5 separate regions of the Homo sapiens genome follow, and regions 2, 3, 4 and 5 are each linked to region 1. A link is an interaction called in ENCODE POLR2A ChIA-PET data of the cell type or tissue named here. Cell type or tissue: CD4-positive, alpha-beta T cell. All regions are shown on one strand. Links, peaks and the distances in the headings refer to the core of each region. The heading gives the core; the rest is flanking DNA.

Region 1 (4,931 bases), core at 492-4,491:
AGCTAACATGGTGAAACCCCATCTCTACTAAAAATACAAAAAATTAGCCGGGGTTGGTGGCAGATGCCTGTAGTCCCAGCTACTCAGGAAGCTGAGGCAGGAGAATGGCATGAACCCAGGAGGCAGAGCTTGCAGTGAGCCAAGATTGTGCCACTGCACTCCAGCCTGGGCAACAGAGCGAGACTCCATCTCAAAAAACAAACATAAAAAACAAAAAACAAAAAACACCCAAAAAACAAAAAAAACTATTATGTACAGTTGTAGTAGTCATAATAACCAGTTTCTACAGAGAGCTTATGGTTTGCCCCAAGCTGATAGATATCTATATCTATCTCTCTATATATATATCAATTTATTCCTCACAATAACACTGTGAGGTACATGACATGACTATCACCATTTTACAGATGAGGAAATAGAGTTGCAGAAAGAGTAAAGTCATAGTTTAGTAGTAGGTAGTAAATGTAGTAGTAGGTAGTAGGTAGTAGTAGGTAGTAAATGTTTGATACTTGATTAAAAGTTTAAACCCACTTTCCCAGTTTCTATTCATAGAAGTAAAAATGAGTGGGCTGGTTGCACGTAACAATGTGGCAGAGAACCCCAACATTTCCATCAGAGGACAAGAGAGCCCCAAATCAGGAGATACATGTCCTGGTATGAGCTATGCTACTGTGTAGCTTAGGACAACTCGTTTGTCTGCTCTGGTACTCAAGTTCCTTATTTATTCAATGAGAACATTGGGGCAGATCCTATCCAGCTCTAAATGTTTGTTACCACTAAGTTGCACTGTACCCATAAATGAGACAAGGAAAGTATCATGAAATGGTAAGAGGTTCAAAAGGAGTGATTGCATCCAGTTTGAGAGATAAGAACAGAACCTTATAAAGGAGGTGAATTGCAGATAGGGAGAATTAAGCTTAGTGAAATGGAAATAACATCATAAATAGAGTTCCCTGTTGAGGGAATCACAGAGAAAGCCCAGAGGAAGGAAAAACAAGCATGTGATTGAAATAGGTCGTCGTGCAATCTGTTAGTCACATTACTCTGTCCATTAGTGTAGCCAAGCCCAGGAGAAATGGGATACAGAATGGCATAATTATCCTGGGGCCAAATTAGTCAGGAAAGTCTTACTAGTGGGAGAGTAGTATTTAAGTGAAGTCATCATCTCACTGGTCCTTACTTATCTCTTATGCTTCTTCTCCTAAGTCTTGAATTCATGTCTTCTATTCTCTGCGTTCTAATTCTATCTTACATTAATTCCATTGTCTCTTCAAGGTGAGACCCATCACTTCATCTAATGTCCCCTTTCCTATAGCCCTTGGAAGGCAACAGATAAAACAGAAAAATACCCAGGCTTCCAAATATAGTATAAAAATATGATTTCTGGACATATGAATACCCACCTGATATCCCATCAAGGTAGTCAATTCTCATATTTTAAACAATTGGGAATTTCCCAAATGGTCACTCGATGATTCTACAAAGGTACAACTCAACTCGATGAAGCTGGTATGTTACCAGCTGTTCTCCTGTGTTAGCTAGTTAATGCAATTGCTAGAATTTTCCAGAACCTTGCATTTTATATTTTGTTAATTGTGTATAGTCATCACTCAAACTTCCCCTGACATTTATTCATTTCCTTGGTAATCCTCTCCTTACTTACTAGTGCTTGCTTATTGCATGCTATTCAGCTTACCTATACCCAGCACAGACTAAGTGAAGCTCATGACGTCAGGCTGCAGAGTGAGAGGAGACTGCAACTTTCCATTTTCTTGCCCAGTGTGGTCTGGCTGCTAAAGGGGTTTCAAGGCTCTCATTCCATTTGACAATCTTGAATCTCAAGAGTTCAATTCGAATGCAGTGTCTCATTTTTAGAGGTGTTACATTTGCATAATGTTACAACTGGGGATATCAGTAGCTCAGGTAAATCAAATAAGTTTGCACCTCTGCACAAATGAAAATTTGCTCCCTTTCCCCAGGCTCCCATCATCCTGTTATAACCATTCCTTTGGCTCTGGCTTTTTCTCAGGCCTCCTCACCATATTGCATCTCATGCTCAGAAATAACTGGCTCTGTAGTCATTTCCTGCCCCACCTGTGTGTGCCTTCCATTGAAATACAAGGTTTGTTAGCTATAGTGGTGGTGAAAGGCAGGAACTTCAGCTTCAGACGACCTGGGCTCAAATCCTGTTTCTGTACCATACAAAGCCAAGCCACCACCATCTCCTGCATGGCCAGCTGCAGTAGTCTCCTAACTGGCTTCCCTGCACTCTTTCCCACCTCTAATTTTTCTCTCTGTGGACAGGATAATCACTTCAAACAATTTACTACTTTTTAAAATTTAAAAACAACGCATGAATATAGTTAAAAAATAAAGCCAAATTCAAAAGTGAGCACAATGATAAGTAGGTCTCTCTACTAAGTCAGCTCTTTATTTCTCAAGGATCTCTTCCTATAAGCAACCACATTTACCAGTTGATTGTATATTTTTCAGAAATAGTTTATATACATATATGTATAAGATATATAATATGCATTTTTGATAATTCATTTCTTCTATATAGGAATGCTTTTAATATATAGACTTGATCATAACATACAACAAAAGCTCTCCATTAACCTGAGATAAATGTCCAAAATTTTTAACATGGGCTTCAAGCTCCTGCATAATCTGACCCCTCTCTGACCATGCAAACTTATCTCATATCATTCTCCTCTTTATTTTCTGTTTTTCACACTGGGCTTATGTTAGATATTCAAACTTTTAATCTTACTGCCTAAGATTATTTGCACACATTTTTCTGTTTGACCAGAGTAGTTTTCTCTTTGACATGGAAAGTGTGGTTGCCTCTTCAATATACATCACATCTATGCCTAGCAGCCATATGTTTGGATGAAATGGATCCACCCTAGGATACAAAAGTATACAAATTTAATTTTCCTTACCACATTGATTGGTTTAGGCATCCACTGGTTAGAAGGACTGGTTTGGGGGAGGCTTAATCAGCATAAAAAGGGAACTCTGTCTGAATGTGAACAAAAAAGCTCTAGTTGTTGTTGGTAGACATAGTATGATAGAAACCAAAGGACTGAAACCAACATATAATTTGGAAGGACAGTTAGAGTCTTTAAGAAACAAAGCCAGAGCTTTGATCAAACTGCATCTGACACTGTTCTTAGTGACCAATAAATACCTTTTAGTGTTTTTAAAGCATATTTACATTGTTAAAGCATCCTGATATACCTCTCCTTTCTTGTATTTGGCTAACTCTTACCCAGTCTCCAAGCCTATGGTGGCCAGTGCCTGTAGTCCCAGCTACTCGGGAGGCTGAGGCAGGAGTATAGTGTGAACCCGGGAGGCGGAGTTTGCAGTGAGCCGAGATGGTGCCACCGCACTCCAGCCTAGGCAACAGAGCAAGACTCCGTCTCAAAAAAAAAAAAAAAAAAAAAAATATATATATATATATATATATATACATATACATATAAACTTTCTCATAGTGGCTTTCTCTGACTTTCTTAGACTAAGTTGGTCTTTCTTTCATTGGTTTTCCTTGCCTTGAGGTCTTTTTCTCCTACATACGGTTGTCACAATTGTATTGAATGATTATTTTTTAATGTTTTTCTCCCCCAGTAGACTGTAAATTAAGTGGAGTTGGGGCCATGTCTGTCTGGTTCACTGCTCTAACCCCAGGTTCTGACATGTGCCTCACACTTATTAACTGCTCAATAAATATTTGTTGGATGCAAAAATGAATGGATGGTAGAATTTATTATGGATAACTGGATTTTTCACAATGATTTGTAAATGAAAGTTAAAAATGTTCCTGTAGATTGAACTATATAGCTTTTCATTATTTTGTTTTGTTTTGTTTTGTTTTGGTAGAGACAGGGTTTCACCATGTTGCCCAGGCTGGTCTTGAACTCCTGGGCTCGAGCAATCTGCCTGCCTCAGCCTCTCAAAGTTCTGGGATTATAGGCATGAGCCACTGCATCCAGCCTGAACTATGGTTTTTTAGTCTTTTGTCTAACACAAGCAAACTATCCTGAGTGCCCAAGATAGTTTACTAGCTGAAATCCACTTTCTATTATTGAATCTCTGTGGAGAGGAGGTGTGGGTGACAGTTAAGAACACCACTGCAGTGCAGATCAGAATCCTGGTTAAGAAACCTGAATCTTCCATATACTGGGTGTCTGGTTTGGGGCAAGTTACTGAACTTCTTCAAGCCTCAGTTTGTTTATTTTTAAAGTGCAGATTATAATGGTATTTGCCTCACGGGTTCATGGTGAAGATTAAATAATGTCATACATGGAATATGCCTATCTCAATAGTAAGTACTCACATACAGTATTTTTATCATATAGTAAATACAATAATAAATAGATTACATAATAATACTTAATACACATAGCTACCGGCTATAACAGTTGAACCTCAGTTTCCAGGATTACAAAATGAGATTTCTCTTAATTCTACTCCAGGGCTTTGAAAGACTTTACTTATGAATGATTTAATATATATAGAATTGACTGAATGTTGGATTTTTAATTATTTCTGCTTGATTCAGATTCTTGTGTAACCGCATGATTTTGAACAGCTACTGTTCTTCGAAAAAGAAAGTGGATTTAAAGGAGTATTTATATTGATGTATTGTTGGTTGTTGAAATGTAAATAGCCCTGAATGTGCCACTCACTGGGAAAGGACAGTGCTTTTCATAATGGACAAAATAGCCTTGTTTCACTTTAATAACCTGCTTGTGGTCAAACCAGTCATGGGATTCCTTCAACACAGCAGAATGCCTGCTATTGTCATTTACATATCAATGAGCAGACATTTCTCTGCTCATTGCTATTACACAGCACTGCCATTTCCCTAACTTGGGGACTGCGCTGAGTTTCTATGTGAAATGCACATGTCTTTTTCCTTCATC
Region 2 (4,931 bases), core at 639-4,638, 160 kb after region 1:
GCTTTCTAGGTCCTCAGATCCAGGTGGGCATCATGGGCCTCTGTGAGCTTTCTCAGGAGTGTTGGCATGGTAGGTAGCTAAGAGCAGATGAATCTTCTTTACCCCAGTGCATGATTGTACTTCCTGTTTCCTGGTTTACCAGCATAAGATGAAACACATTATTTAGTATTTAGTAAATACATTTCAGTTTATCTTAAGAATATATTTAGAAATCAGCCCACGGTTAGTAAATAAATGATATATAGCTTCTTATATAAAATTAGCATTTCATGAAAGCCTATTACATGCTGGATACCTTGATAAGTCCTTTCCATATCCAGAAAATATGTTATCTTTTGCCCTCATAAGCAACTCTAAGAAAACAAATTTGTTGAACTTAAGTTTTAAAATGAAAAAACTGACATCCCAAAATAATTAGTAACTTGCATTAGGTAATAGAGGAGCTGGGATTTCAACCCAGTTCCATCTGATTTCAAAGTTCATCTTCTAAATGCCCACAGTTAATACCCTCTTTTTACATTATATGCACCTGAATATATGCACAACAATCTAAAGTATAAAAATCACATAAAGGACATTCCATTTTCACAGACTAAAATAAATTTATAACATTCCTAATTAATTCTCTGCTATTAGAATAATCTTTGGTGATCTACCTCTATGATTTTATGCTTTTCTTTAATTTTCTTTAATAGTTGAATGGTTGACCTGACCTAGTACAATAACTATCCTATAACATTTTATTATAATGATTTTATTTATTTCAATCATATTAAATTTACAAGGTTTACAACTCATATTATTACTTTTATTTGTTCATTTTCATTAATTTAATAAATTAATAGGGACAGAATGCAATAAAACAAACTCAGCTTTACAAGCAAAAATAAGACTGTTTCTAAACCTGAACTCTTGGCAAACAAACAAGTACTCCCACTGGAGAAAAAATAATGTCTCTTCATTCATCAGTTTATATACATACTTCCAAAAGAAATTTTAATATGTAGTGGATGAGAATGTGTCAGCAGTTTTTTTAGAGATTAACTTGCAAAAGTTAAGGATTATCTGTTTTTTATAATATCTCTTTTATTTATCCTGTTTTCCATCATAAATGACCTTTCAGACTTTTGGAATTCAGTTTGGCCAACCCATGGTTCATTGCAGAAGCCAATTAAGAAAAAATAAAACCAGTTAATGTAAAGAGGTGAAAAGTAGAACCCTTTGTAAGAGCTCCTTGATAACTTAGAAGTCATGAGCGTATTTTTACAAACTATGTTTCACATCACATTTAATGTGAAAACCAGTGGTAGCCTTGTAAGCATCTACTAACTTTAATGGAGACCATCATGTTGGAAATTGATAGTGGAAGATAACATGGTCTCTAATATCTACCTCCAACTCTAGAAGGCAATATTATCTCTTTACCCTGGAAAATTGGTATGACTGGCCAAACTAAAGTTTGAAAAAAATTAGGCCAAGTTTAAAGACATCAGACTGTGGTGGGCAGACAGCTCTAGTAAAGCTTGAAATACAATCAGAAACATGGGAGATGTTCTACTTCTGAGCATGGAGACATATTGTCAAGACATGTGTCATCATCATTACAATGAGTACATTAGGGACTGGGCAAAGTGTTGGAAAGTCCCACAGTGAGGTGGCTGCTAAGGGAGGGGTTTCTCTGTGATTCTTACCCCAGGTAACTAGGGTGCTATCAAATTTATTCCATAAACGATTCAGAGCTATGTGAATTGAAGGGATATTCCGAACTAGAAAAAAGTAGAGTAAGTTTCTCCAACATCTTAGTTTATTTTCAGTAAATCTTGATTTCTTTTTCTTTCCTCTCCTCCCATGCAGAGCTAAAAATATCCAATGCAAAATAAAGAACTCCTATAAGCACTTACATTGATCTAATAATCTGATTATTATTTTAGCCTGGTTAATTAAATGGGCAAAGTTCAAAAACATAAAACCAAATCAAACATAACCACACCTTTATATCCACAGCATTTTGTAAGCTCAGAGAAACAGCCAGATCGAAATGTCTAATTGGCTTAAAGTATAAGTGGACTTTAATACCGCAAACACTCTACGTAATTTTCTGCAAGTTTATTTGAATGGTGCAAACTAAATGGATGAGATTTCTTTAAAGAAGGAAGTGTTTAAGTGATGTTGAATTAACACACAAATGATTAAATGTGTCAAATTACCATTTGTCCTTTGGCAAAAGCTTCAGAGCATCACCAGGGAAATAACCCTGGCCCACATTTGGTGGACTTCTGCAGAACTCATACACACATCTCCTTTCTGCTGAAAAATAACAGACGTCTATATGAAAAAAATAAGGCATATCCTCTTTGATAAATCACTTAAAGGGAGAACTGGTGAGAGGGTAAAGCAACAGGATGTGGGTGTCTGACTTACAATGCAAGCTGGTCACATGCTGTACATGTTGACATCAGCTGCGGCAGAGACATTTTCCTTGGGTTTCACACCAAGAGTGGCTGAACCCACTCCTGTGAGTAACACCACACACTGCATCAAGCAAGACTCTGTGTCACAGCATCCCTCATGGCCCTGCTGTCCACAGGGTCTTAGAGGGAAACTGGCATTGTCATCAGCCCTCTCCTGTCTGGGACCTGCCTTTGATCGTTTTCACAGCTGTCACACTCCAGTCTGCTCACAAAGAACAACAGATTGCTGGGAGAGGAATGCTCACCATACAGCTACCTGAAAGATAAGAACTGCCATTGTTTTTCCCCTTCTTTGTTCCAACCTCCCCAATAATGATGGAAAGGTGTTCCTCCCTAAAATACACACTGGAAGTGTCAGAGAGATGCTCCATCCTGTGGACCATCATCTCTTTGTCTCTGAGAAGCCCCCAACAGACCAGATTCTGTTTCTTATGTGACACAGGTCGTATTTTGCCTTGCAGTTATTTTTTCTGTGCAAATCCTATTCCACTTATTTGAGATAGGAAACATGCCCTACTCATCTTCTTATTGTCCATTACAGCTTTCAGAGGCTCTGAAAAATAAATATTTGTTAACTTAAATAAATTCCAGAAGCATTCTAATGAAAAACAGTATGTGTATTAACCCAGTAGCTATTTACTGAGTGGCTACTATGTTGTAAGCATAATTATATCCTAGTTCAAAGTGACTTGAGCATGAATATTATGAGTTTCTGCTTTCAACTCATTTATATGCTATTAAGAGAAATAGAGAGAGGAAGGAAGGGAGAGAAAGAACAGGGTATGGTGGAAATCTAGAGCAGGGAGGAATAAACTTTGCCTGGGGCAATTGGTCAAGTCTTCCAGGAGAGGAAGAGTTGATCTGGGTTCTGAAGGATGGGTAATACTCAACAGGCAGTTAATGGGAGTGTAAATTACTTCAACCATTGAAAAAATTAGCATGGTGATTCCTCAAAGAGCTAAAAACAGAACTACCATTTGACCCAGTAATCCCATTACTGGCTATATATCCAGAGGAATATAAATCATTCTGCCTTGAAGACCCATGCACGTGAATGTTCATTGCAGCACTATTGACAATAGCAAAGGCATGGGATCAGCCTAAATGCCCATCAGTGACAGATTGGATAAAGAAAATGTGATACATATACACCATTGAATACTATGCAGCCATAAAAACGAATGAGATCATGTCTTTTGCAGGAACATGAATGGAGCTGGAGGCCATTATCCTTAGCAAACTAATGCAGGAACAGAAAATCAAATACCATATGTTTCACTTATAAGTAGGAGCTAAATGATGAGAACTCATGGACGTACAAAGAAGGAAACAACAGACACTGAGGCCTACTTGCGGGTTGAGGGTGAGAGGTGGGAGAAGAGCAGAGAAAATAACTATTGCATACTAGGCTTAGTATCTGGGTGAGAAAATAATCTGCAAAACAAACTCCTGTGACACAAGTTTACCTATATAACAAACCTGCACATGTACTCCTGAACCTAAAATAAAAGTTAAAAAATAATCAAATGGCAGAAAAGATAATAAGGACATTACAGGCAAAGTGAGTAGTTCTTGCAGAACAAAATTTATGGAAGGAATGTTTTAATTAGGAAACTAAGAAAAGTTCAGAGTGACTGGAACATTGAGAGAAATAGGGAGAGAAGGGGCATATTCATTTTTGACTGCTGCATAATGAGTGATCACAAACTTGGTAGCTCAAAACAACACTGTATTAGTTAGGGTTTTCTAGAGGGACAGAACTAACGAGAGAGAGAGAGAGAGATAGATAGATAAAGGGGAGTTTATTAAGTATTAACTCACACTATCACAAGGTCCTACAATAGGCATCTGTAAGCTGAGGAGCAAGGAGAGCCAGTCCAAGTCCCAAAACAAGAACCTGGAGTCCAGTGTTTGAGGGCAGGAAGCATCCAGCATGGGAGAAAGATGTAGGCTGGGAGGCTAGGCCAGTCTTTTCACGTTTTTCTGCCTGCTTTATATTCCAGCTGGGCTGGTGGCTGATTAGATGGTGTCCACTCAGATTAAGGGCGGGTCTGCCTTTCTCAGCCCACTGACTCAAATGTTAATCTCCTTTGGCAACACCCTGATAGACACACCCAGGATCAATACTTTGCATCCTTCAGTCCAATCTAGTTGACACTCAGTATTAATCATCACAAACACGTAGGTATTATCTGAAGACTTTTATGGGTCTGGGTATGGGTTAACTGGGTCCTCTGTTCATAGTCTCATTGGGCTGAAATCATGGAGTTGGCTGGGGTTATAATCTCGTTTGAGGCTCAGGGACCTCTTTCAAGCTCACATGGTGATTGGCAGAATTCAGTTATCTGAAGCTGTGCAATTGGGAAAATTATTTCTAACTAGCTGTTAACTGGAGACCCCTCTAAGTCCTAGAAGTCACCCACACAGCCCCTCCATAGGCCCTGTCAGAACATGCCAGTT
Region 3 (4,931 bases), core at 560-4,559, 91 kb before region 1:
GCCAGGCCTCAAATTAGAAATAAGTTGTTTTCCCTCTCCTTTTATAACTTTTATTTTTGCTTCCTAAACATGCGGCAGTGGTTACTTTAAACATGAAGCAAATTGTCTCCAGAAGAAACCGTTGCCTTTCGACTAGTTATGATTTAGGGGTTGGTAATATAGTACATCCCTGCCCAATTTGCTATGGGTTTTTCATCCTTAAAGTAAAATCTGAGTCATATCCCCATCACTGACTCATAAGCTTACTAAGGATTGCCTGTTTATTATTAGGCCTAAGCGTTAGAATCTTGATCAATCAAAAAAGATTGTGATAATGTCACATTTACATAATACCTTTCTCTCCTCCCCTATTTTTCATTTTAGCCTGTTTATGTCACTCTATAGTGAGTTATGAAAATAAGAAGAGGGGACAAGTGTCAAGCCAGTGTTATATAGCTGAGTCCTAGCCTTGAGTACTTCTTTTCCTCTCAAAATTCTCAACATCAGTTGCCAGAGAGCATTTAGAATATTGACCTAAGTTACAGTGCAATTCGTTGTGAAATTGATTCAATTTAAGGGTTATGTGTCACTGTCTTGAAAGATTCTTGAATCAGAGACAAAGTCTTGTCCTAAAAACACTGTTCTTAATGAGTTTGGGATCTACTGAGGGATAGTGATTGAAAAGGGAGCTTACTCCTTTTTCCCCCTGTAGTTTTCAGGTTCTCGTTTGGAACCTGATCTGGGACCAGATCTTGAATTAACTGTTTTTTTTTTTCCTGAGAGGGTCAATGTGGTCTGCTTAACAAAACCTCTGCTGTCAAAGCACTGGTGGGCTGTGGTGGTGGTTTTTAGGCATTTCTTTCTCAGCACAGCAATACATAATATTTCAGTACCAGTTGGGCTTTTTGCTTTTTTTTTCCCCTCTACACTCCATTTTAGAAAGAATGGCAAATCAGTGAAGATATAACGTGGGTTAAAGCCAGATTTGGTCAGTGGAAAGACTTGTTAATAACCCATTTTCAATTGGAGAAGCTCCTGCCTACTCTGATTACACATTCATTTCACTAGTAGGTTTGTTCCTCATTTTAAAAAGGAATCCCATCACTCATTAAGCACAGGACAAGTCAATGTGACATTTAACTCTGTGCATATTGAGGACAATTTTTCCTTCATTCGTGCCTCTTCCTGGCAAGCCATCCCAGTGCCACTAGGCAGCTTTCAACCCCCTGTTCTGCTGCTCTGCTTCTGTAAAATTCTGTCCTGATGCCTCAGGCACTTCCTGCAGCCTTCCTGAGTGTCAGGACTGTGCTAAGTACCTTTGTGCATCCCCTCACTGACTCCTCATCACAAGCCTGTAAATGTAGACATTTGTTGTTATAGTCATCTGTCATTTGAGAATATTATGATACAGAGATGTTATATCACTTGCCCAAGGTCACACAGCTATGGGCTGATTTGGAGCTAGCATCCAGATTTGTGTAAGATCAAGCACTAGCTTCTAACCAATACATATCACCTCCCCAAGCATTGGTTTCTTTTCTGATCCTGTTGCATTGTAATTGTTTGCATTCATGTCTGATTTTCCCATTAGACAGGAAGATATGAAAGTCAGGGACAACTCTTAGACCAGAGCTTTAGAAGATGCCAAAATTAGATTAACAGATTGTTCATTTATAAATATTTATTTGGCACCTACTATGCACCCAGTATTGTTCTGGGCACTTGGAGATATAGCAGTGAACCAAACAAAAATCCCTGCCCTCAGAGAGGTAAATAAGCAAAGAATATGTATGCTGTGTTAGATGGTGACAGGTGCTGACGATCAGAGCTGCTGTGTTAGTTCTGTGAGTGTTACTTCCTGGAGTTGTGCAAAATTGTGCATGATCTTGTCTGAAAAAGGAGAGAGGGAGGGAGGGAATTGCTGGAGTGGAACTATTTTAAGTAAAATAGTCAGGGAAGGCCTCAACTGATAAGGTGACATTTAAGCAGAAACTTGGAGACCAGAGAAACAGCTCAGGAGATATCTGGGGAAAGAACATTCCATTCAAACAGTTGAGTGAATTCCAAAATCCTTTGAGACTTATCTCTCCCCAAATATATAATTATAATTTGGCATTCTTGGGTACTCTATTATAATGTCAACCAACCTGATTTTTGGCAGTTATTTTCCTGACCACTTTTTATTTGTTTTCTGGTTATTGCATGCCATAGGAGTCACCACAACTTTGATTTCTGGAAAATTCAGCAGAGTTTCCGCCCTGTCCCCACACACCTTCTTCTCCCTTTTAGAGATAATTGCAAATCATAATAAACAGGCTTATAAGAAGACCTGAACTTCAAAATATAAGTCTGATTTTTTAAAAAAACTGTATATCAATAAATATAGAATAAGAATTGATGTTCAGTATAATGAACAGGTTCAGCAAGGCACTCAATGTTTTGGCAGGACATATGGCTAGGCAAGCTAACAGACAAGTGTTGAAAACAAAAAGTTTTCTTGTTGATATATAAATACCTGGGAAATTCAGTTATCTCAAACACCTATTCCTTACCAAATCTGAGATTACAGTACAAAGACTTGTTATCATTTAGAGCCCCTGGTCTTTTGTATATATGACTGAAGAGAAAAGCAAGGGTACATTAACTTTATCATTCAGTCACTTAAACAGCATGGAACACTTAACTTTTTTTAAGGTGCTGGCAAGTATCTGGCCTATTCCTGCATTACAGAAAGTCCCTGGTGTTAAGACATAAAAATGAATATTTCTCTGGTTTCACTTTCCTTATCAAAGATGGATGAAAAGGTACTTTCTCAAATACATTTCACCATGAATTCTACCCCACCCATGCTCCCCAGCCTGAGAAGTAAGAATGTCGCCTTCCATTTTGAAATTTGCTGTAGCTATCTAGTCTAAGTTGTCTTCCTTTTGCTGCATAAAAATTGAATACTTTTGGCATGTTAATGTTGGGTCCATATCACTATCAGATATGATTCTCTCCCACTCTTGAGAGTCTTAGCAAAGCTAAAAAGGAGGCAGAAATCTCTGGGTTTAAGAAAGAATCCCTGTCAAAGCTCCCAATTAAAAATAACCAGATAATTCTGGCCACTTGATTAAAAATGGTGGGATAAGCTTGTGGGGGAAAGAGGAATGGAATGAATGAGAAAAAAAAAGTAAGGAACTATGCTTTGAAAAGCAATAGTGATATTATGTGAGGTTTCATGCAGATCTAGAAATTTTATCCAAAGCAAACATTTACCACAGGTGCCATGACACCTTTTTTTTCTTTTTAAGTCATATAAATAGATTCTTCAACTGCCAAACTTGTTCTTGTAAATGCTAAACTGTCTTGTCTAATTATCTCAAAATTATCTTCAGCACCAATATATCTATTTTTCTAGTGATAACAGACCCACAACCAAAAATTCCCTAATGTTAAATTTGGGAACACAAGTAAAATAACCATGTTAATTTGAAACTGGGTACCATGGATACGGATAGTGATTATAGCCTTGTGAATCTGCTAATAATTTGTTGTAATAATCTATGGCATCTCTCCCAGAAGATCTCTCAGATTCATCAATGCAGATCAAAGTTTGTCCTTTATCAAAATGCTGGCTATGATTCTTTGGCTCTGAAAGGTATTTTTGCCCTTCTCTTTTCATGAGAAAAGTCCTACCTTCATTTCTTAATGAGTATCCCTTTGTTTTTATTCTTCCCACCTACTCACACTGAACTTGTCAACTTAGATAGGAAAATACTCTGCCGTGTAGAATGAAATTAAAACATCCAAATGTGTAGTTGGACAAAGTTATTTTTAACCTTAGTCATTTAGTGTAACACTTTATGTTAGGCAATCAAGTTACGATAAAGGTAATTGAAATGAGGTTGCTTAGTAGCCTATTTCATAGCTCAAGGTTTTTAGGGTATTGTTGAGTAAAAATATATTTCAATACCTTGAGTACAGATCTCTGGTCTAATATAGTTTGTTTTTTCAGTGGGAACTTTCACTAGAAATTTATTTCAAGGGAACAAAATAGAGTCTTGTGTGTATGTGTGTGGGTGTGTTACATATGTGCTTGCTGCGAGAGTAGGACGGGCAGAGTTAGCACTGGAAGGAAGAAAGTAAAATTCAAGAAATGGTGCAAAAGGAAGATTTCTGCATACATTTGTGAGTCATATGTATATGCCTTTGCCCTTCTTAAATTAGTGTAGAGAAAGTAATGTGCCGAATAGTTTTTTTTTCATGTCGTTGGTTGTTTTTTTTTTTTTCAGTTTTTAAATTTTTTCTTCTTGCAAGACTCACAGTGCAAGGTTGGCTGTTTATTTTATTTTACTTGAGATGGAGTCTCACTTTGTCGCCCAGGCTCGAGTGCAGTAATGCAATCACAGCTCACTGCAGTCTCGACCTCCCTAGGCTCAGGTGATCCTCCCACCTCAGTTTTTGTATTTTTAGTACAGACAGGGTTTTGCCATGTTGCCCAGACTGGTCTCAAACTCATGGGCTCAAGCAATCTGCCTGCCTCAGCCTCCCAAAGTGCTAGGATTGCAGGCGTGAGCCACTACACCTGGCCTAGGTTAGTTTTTTAAAAGATATGGTTTATTTTGATGTCTGGCCACTGATTTTTATAAAGTTACAAAGAGAAAAAAAATACTTCTTTTACTACCATCTATCAGTGCACCAGAAAAGAATGCCCTTGTGTTCATGACATGCAAAGCCTTTTTTTATTTTTAATTTAAACTAAAGCACCTACAAAATTTATGAACCAAGAGGGTAGAGTTTTCATAAGCTTCTCAAATCACCAACATTTAGGGAGTGCCTACTGTGTGCAGGGGCTCTCACTGGCATTGAGTGCTCTCTTCATGTTGGGAACATGAAATATACAAGGGAGGCAGATTGACAAGGCCTCAGCTGTGCATTGGTGGTAAAGTGCCGCATGCCACATCATTTAA
Region 4 (4,931 bases), core at 590-4,589, 100 kb before region 1:
GAATGGTAAAAAAAAAAAAAATTTTAAGTGACAGTGCCATAGTTTGGACAGTACCTTTCAATGATTAATTTTAATAGCCTGTGAGTCCAAGTAAATGATCACTTTATTTGCTAGGGAGGGAAGTCCTAGGGTGGTTTCAGTTTCTCCCAGACATACCTAAATTTTTACATCAATCCTTTTAAAGAAAATCTGTATTTCAAAGAATCTTTCTCTGCAGTAAATCTCGCAGGGGAATTTGCACTATTACACTTGAAAGTTGTTATTGTTAACCTTTTCGGCAGCTTTTAATAGGAAAGTTAAACGTTTTAAACATGGTAGTACTGGAAATTTTACAAGACTTTTACCTAGCACTTAAATATGTATAAATGTACATAAAGACAAACTAGTAAGCATGACCTGGGGAAATGGTCAGACCTTGTATTGTGTTTTTGGCCTTGAAAGTAGCAAGTGACCAGAATCTGCCATGGCAACAGGCTTTAAAAAAGACCCTTAAAAAGACACTGTCTCAACTGTGGTGTTAGCACCAGCCAGCTCTCTGTACATTTGCTAGCTTGTAGTTTTCTAAGACTGAGTAAACTTCTTATTTTTAGAAAGTGGAGGTCTGGTTTGTAACTTTCCTTGTACTTAATTGGGTAAAAGTCTTTTCCACAAACCACCATCTATTTTGTGAACTTTGTTAGTCATCTTTTATTTGGTAAATTATGAACTGGTGTAAATTTGTACAGTTCATGTATATTGATTGTGGCAAAGTTGTACAGATTTCTATATTTTGGATGAGAAATTTTTCTTCTCTCTATAATAAATCGTTTCTTATCTTGGCATTTTAATCAATCTCTTGTCATGATTATAGAGGTTTAGCTAAAAGTATTTTTTCTTAGAAGACAGGTTCTATAAACTGAATCTCTGTTGCACACTGGTCATGCTGGAAAAACATTTGATGAGGAATGAAGATGCTCTGTATATACATGTTTAGGTTTTACAGGAAACACAGGAGTAGCATGTTTTAAAAATTTCTAAAGTCAAAACATGGACACATTCACAGGCTAATGATCTCATGAAATAAGGATAAGAGACCACGGTAGCATCTACCAAAAATGTGATACTCAAAGGATTACATTTCATTGCTTCCCTGTTGAAGTGAAGATATAAATGTTCCATTCTGACCCACCTTTGAAAAACAATTACTTTGCCCCATGGATTCTTTGTTCAATTAGAAATTTCCCCGGGGCAGGTGACCCATAGTCTTAAAGAACAGGCTAAACACCACAGAGAGATTGGTTGCTTTTTGCTTTTCATCACCTGCAAGATGTACATAAAAATCACATAAGCTGGAATTCAACAAAAGGTATGTTTATGAACTTTTATTCTCAAAAGTTGAAATGCTGACTTTCTCGATTCCTCATTTTCAGACTTTTATTTCAGATAAATACTAAAAACCTAAGTGAACCTTGATAATGCTGTAGTGTAGATTACTTCACTACCCCATATAATAGAAGGACTTGCTGTTTAGTTGTAGAGGATAACAGCGTTTTTCAGTGGAAATTGAAAGTGGAAAAATTGAATTTTGCTCTACACAGTTAACATATAGTGGCCTTTTTTTGGTATATATGTAAACATGTTGACACTGGAAATACGCAGTCTGAAATAAAATTAGTAATTACTTGAAATTAGTAATCTCAAATAACTTTTAAGAAGTTATTTCTACACCCAGGAATAAATTATTCTGATTTTGTAGACAACACAGGAATAGGCCACTGAATATGCAGGTATTTAGAGTACAAATGTCTGTGGATATTATTGGCACACCATTCTCGAGAGTTAGAATTCGTAGACCCGCAACACATGGACTACCCTTGCCAATTGTTATGGTTTTATTTTTAAACCTATTCTGTGAAAAAGCTCCTCGGTATTTCAAACTTGAATTACAATAAAAACACCAGGTAGGGTTGTTTTTAAATGGGTCTCACCCCAGTGCTGACTACTGTTGTTTACCAACTACATTTCATCTGGTAACTCCATTGAAACTAAGTACCTCAACCATTTTTTTTTTTTATCATAAAGCCTTTTTTCAAATGGAAAGTTGTTTTTGAAGATCTTGACATCAGACTTTTTCAATCTTTGAAAATGATGGAAACAGTTAATAAAAATGTTTATTTTAGAATTCAGGTGATGTCTGGCTTGTGAGGAGCTGTTTATAAGTTTGTCTTTGAAAAAGGCTTGCACACATCACTCTGAGACCAGCTGTTTCCTGTGACTTTAACCTTACCTTCCCCAGACAATTGAGCTGAACCTGTATCTGCGGTACAGTAGCTGTTTGTGATGTATTTCTTGTTCACTGTTTCTGGGGAATGTTTTGAAATATTTTATTATAAATCCTTTTAAGATAGGATGACTACTTTCAAAATTATTGTTGCCTTTGGCACCAGGAATTCATAGTTGTGATTGGCAGTAAGTTTGAGGAGTGTTACTTTCTAAGTTTTAACAGGTAGTTTTGAAATTATTTCCTTTTTTCCAAATTTAAGTAGTGCCTCCCTCTGTAATGTTGAAACAAGGCTTCAAGTGGATTGTATAGCAAGAGTTACCCTGGTTCATGCAGGATAATGCGGCTGTTATCTTTGTCATCTGGAATGGGAATCTCATGTCTTTATCCTTATGTGCAATATTTCTATAATAATAGACTGGAAAGGCCACCAGAAAGTGGCTTTCAGGTACATTGCACAAATAGTTTCCTTAAGTCATTATAACTCACACATTGCAAGTAATTAATTTTGTTTTGTATAGGTGTTGCAGTTTATGAAATTGGCCTTCAAGTTAAAAGGAAGGAAGCCGTATTCCCGATGGCTAGTGTTTAATGACTACAGGTTTCCAGGCTCCCTTTAATCTTGGGAGCAAATAAATCTACTATTGGACTTCTCCCTGCGTGACTTTTAACATTTCTGATACTCTCTCTTCTTCCTCTTTACAGAAGAGAGGTATGATAACTGAAGTTGTACTTTGCATATTGAAGTTTAAAGATACTTCCTCTCCCCTTTTCACCCCTATTTCAAATGATGTGATAAAATCCTCTTGATAGGCTATATGGAGAACATTTGTCAATAGTTTTATCTATGCATGGAAGTCTTCAAAAAGTATATCTTGGATTGTCTAAAACTGAATAGATTTCTTATTTATCTGAAGGTATACAGACTGCCAACATTTTAGACTTATCTCTCAGTCTCTGCCACTGAACTTTTATATATGGCTGCTATCAAAATATAACCGGTTTATTTTCATATTTGGAACTAATATAACAGTATCACAAAATCTTTTACAGTAAGATAGTTTGTAATACCAGCCGACCCAGCTGCTTAACTGAGTCCTTAAATCATTTAATATATGGGACTGTAAATAGAGAAATCTGTACATTATGAGATCTGATTTCTGGTTATGCCTATAGATCTTTATTTTCTTTATCCCTATAGATCATTTTCTTCTGATGTTAAGTGTTATATTTTTGAAATGCTCCTAAACAAGTAAGCCTTAGATTGTATTAATCCTGAGGATTGATACCATTTCCTCAACACTTTGTGGAGTATGATTGACACCAGTTTTTTTTTGACTGCAGGTTTAACTTGGCTTATCACTTTTCGTATTGCTCAGTATGTCCAAGATAGGAATAAAAAAATGTAGTTCAACTTCTGACTGTTATTTATGAGCCTTTTCATGGTATTTATCATTTTAGTATTGAAGATGCAGTGTTCTTTTGGGAATTACGTATGCTTAGAAGAGAGTACTGATGCTCAAAGGTGAAATGATTTGAATCTAGAGTTGGATAAAAAGGGAAAGGATGGGGAAAATGAAAACTGGGAAGCTAAACTGAGAAGGAATTGCAAGGTTTGGTGATAAAAATTCATTTGCTATGGTCATAGTTGTGTATCGAGAGGTTTGCACAGCACAGTCTCTTGGCAGAGTTTAGGAATCTCTACTCTGGGGATTCTGCAGTTCATGAATCGTCAGGGAGACTCTGCATTCAATTTGTTTCTGTGAACATGCAGGTGAAAGTGGTAGTACAGGTGGAACTTCATGGGAACTGGTTTTGGGGGAGGTGTGGATGGAAAGCACAAATGTCTCAGTATTTTCTAAAGGGAGACTATTTTTAAAGGTGTCTTGTTACAAACCACTTGATTATAGCCTCTTTTCTTGTACCTTTAAGTTGTGAAGGCCATTTGTGACTCATTCCTGGTGGTAGAAAAATGACCAAGTGTAGGCCAGACATATAACATCACATTAGTACCATTATAGTTAACTGGATCCCTGTATTTGGAGAATATTACATCAAACACTATGTATAATTTCAAATTGTAGCATTAATAGGAGATACTTCACCCGTGAGTACATTTACTTTTAGTGATTCTCTAGATGGTCATCTCCAAAGTTATTTTGTCATTCTTTTAGAATATTTTTGTATGTATTTTCATGTGTGCATGCAAAAGCATGTGGCACATTTTCTAAACAAATATACATATATTTGACATACACTAAAAATTTTGTTGATAGGATGCATGATCAGAAACATTTAGAGACTATTTCTTTAGGTTTTCACTAAAGTAGATGAATATTTGCTCTCCCCAAAATAACTCATAATTATGTTCTTTAAGTGGTAAGTCTTAAAATGACAAGTTAGTGTAGCAATACAAAGAGGATTGCCTTGTATAAGTTTAACTTATTTGCATAAGTCTTTATAATAATAAAACTAAGTCATCCTTTACAGCCAACAGATATCCAAATTGTGTTACACCAATTTGAAATCTATGTTCCCATATATTCAACTATGTGTTGCTGTGTGTTGAAATTCACATTTTTGTTTCTCAGAAGTTTTTTTTTAAATCTTAGGGTCTTTGTAACATTGATATGCATGGTTGTAAGAGAACTGAATTATCGAAGTTGTAGAT
Region 5 (4,931 bases), core at 610-4,609, 82 kb before region 1:
GTCTCGATCCCCTGACCTTGTGATCCGCCCGCCTCAGTCTCCCAAAGTGCTGGGATTACAGGCATGACGCACCGCACCCGGCCGAGAACCTTACTTTTAATACAATTTTATGTTTACTTTGTCTACTCAGCCACTAGTCGGTTCTTGCTGACGTTATTTCAAAGGCTGAAGAAATAAATTTGTCTTGCCCACAATTACTATGATTCTTTGTTTTTGTTTTTTTAATAGAATCCACACTTTCCTCTTTATTTGTAATGGGTTTCTTGGTTCTACATGACACACAGCACCCCTTCCCAATCATGTTGCCTCAAGAAAGAAATAGAGAATATGTAGAAAATTAAAGCACTTACATTTGGAGTTGAAAGAAAAGAAGGCAATTGCAAAAGATCTCTCCTTATTCTGTAATGGAAGAGTGCAAATAAGCACATTTTTCCTGTCCTTCTCTAAGATGCTCCTGGCCCACACAATGCGCTTGAGAATAAATCAGTAATTCTCTATCATCAGCACTGCATTTACTCAGTCTCTAGGTATGGCACCTCAACAATGAGCAAAGTCTGAGCTTCCTCTCAAACAAAATTGAATTTAATACGTTTTTGTCTCTAAGATTCCTTTCTGAATTTTGAATTTCTTCTTTTTTTCAATCTGGTTGTTTTAATTTTGATTTTAGTTTGAAGGTAAATGTGGCTCCTGTGTCTTCTCTCTTATACCCAAAACATGTACATGGTAACTTTCTGAAGAACATGGGAAAAAATGGCTCCTTGTTGAGGGATGTGTTCAATAGAAAAAGAAGCCTGGACATGGAAAGATTCTATAAATGAAAGGATCTGGAGGATCTCTTTAAAGGAGCCTGTGAGGTTTTTAAACTTTATTTTAAGCTATTGTGAGCCTATGTTAGCCAGTCCAGGAACATTCATTGTAACTAAACCTCTTTTCCTTTTTTTTTTAAATTTGTTTTAATTCCCTTTTTATTTCTTCCTTCTTTTTCTTTTGGAGATGGAGTCTCACTCTGTCTCCCAGGCTGGAGTGCGGTGGCACGATTTTCACTCACTGCAATCTCTGCCTCCCAGGCTCAAGCATTCCTCCAGCCTCAGCCTCTTGAATAGCTGGGACTACAGGTGTCACCACCATGCCCCAGCTAATTTTATGTATTTTTGGTAGAGACAGTTGCCCAGGCTGTCCTTGAACTCCTGAACTCAAGCAATCCTCCTGCCATGGCTTCCCAAATTGCTGAGATTATAGGTGTGAACCACCACGCCTGACCCCTTTCCTTTCTTTTTAAATAGGCAATCAATATCTGATTTTATGAATGTCTGCCATTGTGCATGATTCAGCTAAGTAAGCCCTAATGAGAATTCAAAGGTTATGACGACTTAGTCATAGGAGTCTATAATCTAATGCAGAAAAGAGATTTACAAAGCATAACAAGGCAGTGTTTTATGTTATGATATAGGTACGGTGAAATGAGTTTAGGGAAGGAAGCCGGGGAAGGCTTCGTAGTAAAAGTGGCATTTAGTAGAACTCATGACGAGCTGAGGGATGCCAATAGTGAAAAGGCAATGATGTCAAGACTGTAAAGCTAAGGCTGTTTAGTGAATAGAGTATTCCAGTTTACCTAGAGTACAAGTTATGTGTGTAAGTAAGGCCTTGTCCTAAAAAAAAAAAAAAAAAATCAGTCTAGTGAGGAAAAAATGTAAATAAACAAATGAATGAGTACATTTTGCATTCTGAGTTATGCAGAAAGTGCTTTGCAACATAGAGGAAAAAGCCCTAACTGTTGTGGTGGTTGAGAGTTGATTGGAAAGCCTCATGGCAGGCTGAGTCTTGATAGAGCAGTACTTTGCCCAGTGGAAATAAGAAGAAAGCATATAGAAGTTCTCCTTATCCTTTGGACTTGCAATACACACAAAACTTTCTGGGGCTTTCTAAGGAAATTTTATTTCAAGATTCTGCTAGGCAATAACTCTCCTTCCTTAAATTGAAGGGTAAGGACTCTAAGTTCTGCTTTTTCTTTTCTCACTGAATTTGCTTAGGTTTTTTTTTCGTTTTTGTTTGTTTTTTTTTTTTTCACCTTTCTCACTGGTATTGATCACTTTCTCTTCCTTAGTAAAGCTCCATTTGCTTCTCTCCTAACCTGGACATTATAGGAAGCACTGATGCTGTATTAAAATTTAGAGAAAGCTCCCAGTCTGTCTTTCCCAACATCCCTTCAGTTTCAATAAGCAAAAAAAAAAAAAAAAATAGTTGTTATACAAGCATGGCAGCTGCCCTGCTGCTTTCTGTATGGTAGAGCAATATGTCCTCATGTTTGCATCAGGAAATGATGTTTCAAGTTGAGGTTCTGAAGTTTGATTGCTCAATTCTGTCACTTGCTAAATGTTTAATCTCAGGTTACCCAATCTCCCTGTGCCTCAATTTCTTCCTCTATAAAATGAAAATACAGTCATGTGCTGCATAATGATGTTTTGGCCAACAATGAACTGTGTATACAACGGTTGTCCAAGAAGATTATAATACTGTATTTTACTATACCTTTTCTATATTTCTATATGTTCAGATGCACATGCTTACCATTGTGTGACAATCGCCTACAGTATTCAATACAGTAAGCTGCTGTACAGGTGTGTAGTCTTGCAACACTAGGCTATACCATGTAGCCTAGGTGTGTAGTGTAGTAGGCTATACCATCTAGGTTTGTGTAAGCACACTCTATGATGTTCACATAACAAGAAATCTCCTACTGATAAATTTCTCAGAATGTATTCCTGTCATTAAGTGATGCATGACTGTAATGTACCTTACAGGACCATTGTGAGAATTAAATGAGATAATCCACAGAGAGCACTTAGTGCTGTGGCTGGGATGTAGTCAACATTTTAATAAATATTAGCTATTAATTATTTTTAATTTTTTGCCCAGGCTATTCAGCCCTTTCATCCTTTGGATGCTGCATGAAGATAACCTATAGTAGTTAATTTTGTCAACCTGAACTGGGCCATGGGATGCCCAGATATTTAGTTAAACATTATTTCTGGGTGTGTCTGTGAGGCTGTTTCTGCAAGAGATTAACATTTGAATTGGTGGACTGAGTAAAGCAGATGGCCCTCCTCAGTGTGGGGAGACCTCACGTTGTTCTTCCGGCCCTCATCCAATCTGTTGAGGCCTGAATAGAACAAAAAGGCAGAGGAAAGTTGAATTCTAGATCTGCCTGACTGAGCTGGGACCCATCTTCTCCTGTCCTTGGTGCTCCTGTTTCTCATGCTTTTACACTCGGACTGGAATCTACACCATTGCCTCTCCACCTTTCAGGCCTTCAAACTGTACCCCCAGCTTTTCTGGGTCTCTAGCTTGTGGACTGGATCATGGGACTTCTCTCAGCCTCCATCATTAGGTGATCTAATTCTTTATAACAATTCTCTTTATACATATATGGGCTGGGTGCAGTGGCTCACACACTTTGGGAGGCCAAGGCAGGAGAGGCCAGAAGTTTGCAACCAGCCTGGGCAACATAGTGAAATATAATCCCCACTCTACTAAAAAAAACGAACAAACAAACAAAAACAACAACAACAACAACAAAAAATCTCTCTCTCTGTCTCTATATATAGTGAGAGAGATTGTGTGTACATTATATCTATATGTAATCTCTCTCTCTCTCTCTCTCTCTCTCTCTCTCTCTCTCTATATATATATATATATATATATATATATATTCTATTGGTTCTGTTTTTCTGGAGAGCCCTGACTAATGTGTGGTTTGCAGCCAGTAGCATTGGCATAATCTGGGAGCTTATTAGGAATGCATACTCTCAGGCCCTGCCCCTGTAATTTAAACAAGATCTCTAAATGAATCATATACATATTAGAACACACAATTCCCCTACTGTCTATGAAAATTCCATGTTTATAGTGATGCTTCATCAACTAGGGAACAGCCACAGTCTCATACTACATATTAAGAGGAACATCTGTCAGTTAAACAATGATCATTTCAGCAAAGACAGAGAGTTCACATAGATCTAGCCTCGTTTCAAATGATGAAGTTACTAGGAAATAAATTATAGTATTTTAAGGCCTATTCAAGAACTCTCAGAGACATTAGACTGGAGGGCCATATCTTTACTCTGAGTACACTTGCATACCCAAAAGTAAGGGAGGTGCAGGGGAAGAGAGACCTAATCAGGCACATTTTTATTTGCCTTGCTCTCAAAAAGAGAGCAGCCTACAAGGAAACTGGGTTGGGAGAGGGGTAGGGCTAGGAGTACCTAGGAGTCAAATATCTCCTGAGAAAAGCTGACCAAACAGAGATAAGTAAGAACTCTAATAACTACTAACAAAAGGTCTTTGAGCCAAGAGCCCTCACACTGCCCTGGCTTTCTATAGAGTTAACTTGTCACCTTGAGGAGGAGAAAGACTACAATTTCCTCATGGAATTGGCAGGAGTGAGAATCCATAAATTAATTGGGAAAGTGCCTGTAGGTAACATAACCATACCTGAACTTTAGCTACTCACCACCTATCTCTACCTTCTCTTCTGTCCTTAGTTACCCGAATTACTGAAAAAAATATTGCAACCACTAAGTGTCCAGCTTTCCAGCGTAAGTTGTAAGGAACAGTAATTTAAGGGGATCAGGTAAACATTGAACAGATATGATGGTAATCCACCAATGCTGTTGGGCAAATATCAGCACCAGATGAAACTGTGTCTAATAAAAGATGAATAAGAAGTAGGAAAAATGGGACTTCCCTGAAATTCATAAAGAAAAATATAATGAAAAAAATGATGTGTAAAAGAAAGACAAATAATACATATTCAGAAGAGAATTACTTAAGGAAATAAAAATAATAGACTAAATTTCCTTTGTCCTCTCAAAGGAATTAAAGCCATGGTGAATGGAAAGGAGAGCTGGCATGCTTAAGAAATGGAAGGGGAA

The links. ChIA-PET counts read pairs that join two places held together with the same protein. Peaks named below come from ENCODE experiments on the same cell type or tissue, not always from the same donor. Only the 100,000 strongest peaks of a DNase experiment are listed, where the experiment ranks them.
Region 2: POLR2A ChIA-PET joins it to region 1 with 16 read pairs; 8 of 35 experiments call an interaction of 5 or more read pairs at or near these places.
Region 3: POLR2A ChIA-PET joins it to region 1 with 26 read pairs; 21 of 35 experiments call an interaction of 5 or more read pairs at or near these places.
Region 4: POLR2A ChIA-PET joins it to region 1 with 12 read pairs; 21 of 35 experiments call an interaction of 5 or more read pairs at or near these places.
Region 5: POLR2A ChIA-PET joins it to region 1 with 10 read pairs; 10 of 35 experiments call an interaction of 5 or more read pairs at or near these places.

What each region holds. Positions count from the first base shown.
Region 1 is chr12:92,039,138-92,044,068 of GRCh38, reverse strand. All of the region lies in intron 1 of LINC01619 (long intergenic non-protein coding RNA 1619), which reads left to right. Among named protein-coding and RNA genes, the nearest start is that of LINC01619, 100 kb to the left of the region's middle. In CD4-positive, alpha-beta T cell, for the core only: no CTCF peak of the experiment used is centred there; a DNase peak (open chromatin) is centred at 2,138; H3K27ac peaks cover 637 bases.
Region 2 is chr12:91,874,766-91,879,696 of GRCh38, reverse strand. It overlaps LINC02404 (long intergenic non-protein coding RNA 2404), which reads right to left and starts at 4,394. Exons shown (of 3, transcript XR_945201.2): 1 at 4,293-4,394; 2 at 2,208-2,304; 3 at 1-130. In CD4-positive, alpha-beta T cell, for the core only: no CTCF peak of the experiment used is centred there; DNase peaks (open chromatin) are centred at 1,646 and 2,486; H3K4me3 peaks cover 977 bases; H3K27ac peaks cover 3,322 bases.
Region 3 is chr12:92,130,337-92,135,267 of GRCh38, reverse strand. All of the region lies in intron 1 of LINC01619 (long intergenic non-protein coding RNA 1619), which reads left to right. Among named protein-coding and RNA genes, the nearest start is that of LINC01619, 10 kb to the left of the region's middle. RefSeq lists enhancers at 197-256, 2,601-2,670. In CD4-positive, alpha-beta T cell, for the core only: no CTCF peak of the experiment used is centred there; DNase peaks (open chromatin) are centred at 1,818 and 2,787; H3K4me3 peaks cover 3,805 bases; H3K27ac peaks cover 3,248 bases.
Region 4 is chr12:92,139,021-92,143,951 of GRCh38, reverse strand. It overlaps BTG1 (BTG anti-proliferation factor 1), which reads left to right. Exons shown (of 2, transcript NM_001731.3): 2 at 1-3,674. LINC01619 (long intergenic non-protein coding RNA 1619) reads left to right here and starts at 1,121. Exons shown (of 5, transcript NR_132341.1): 1 at 1,121-1,345. RefSeq lists an enhancer at 1,732-2,021. In CD4-positive, alpha-beta T cell, for the core only: no CTCF peak of the experiment used is centred there; a DNase peak (open chromatin) is centred at 2,241; H3K4me3 peaks cover 4,000 bases; H3K27ac peaks cover 3,504 bases.
Region 5 is chr12:92,121,340-92,126,270 of GRCh38, reverse strand. The region is part of intron 1 of LINC01619 (long intergenic non-protein coding RNA 1619); the gene reads left to right. Among named protein-coding and RNA genes, the nearest start is that of LINC01619, 19 kb to the left of the region's middle. In CD4-positive, alpha-beta T cell, for the core only: no CTCF peak of the experiment used is centred there; DNase peaks (open chromatin) are centred at 1,883 and 2,333.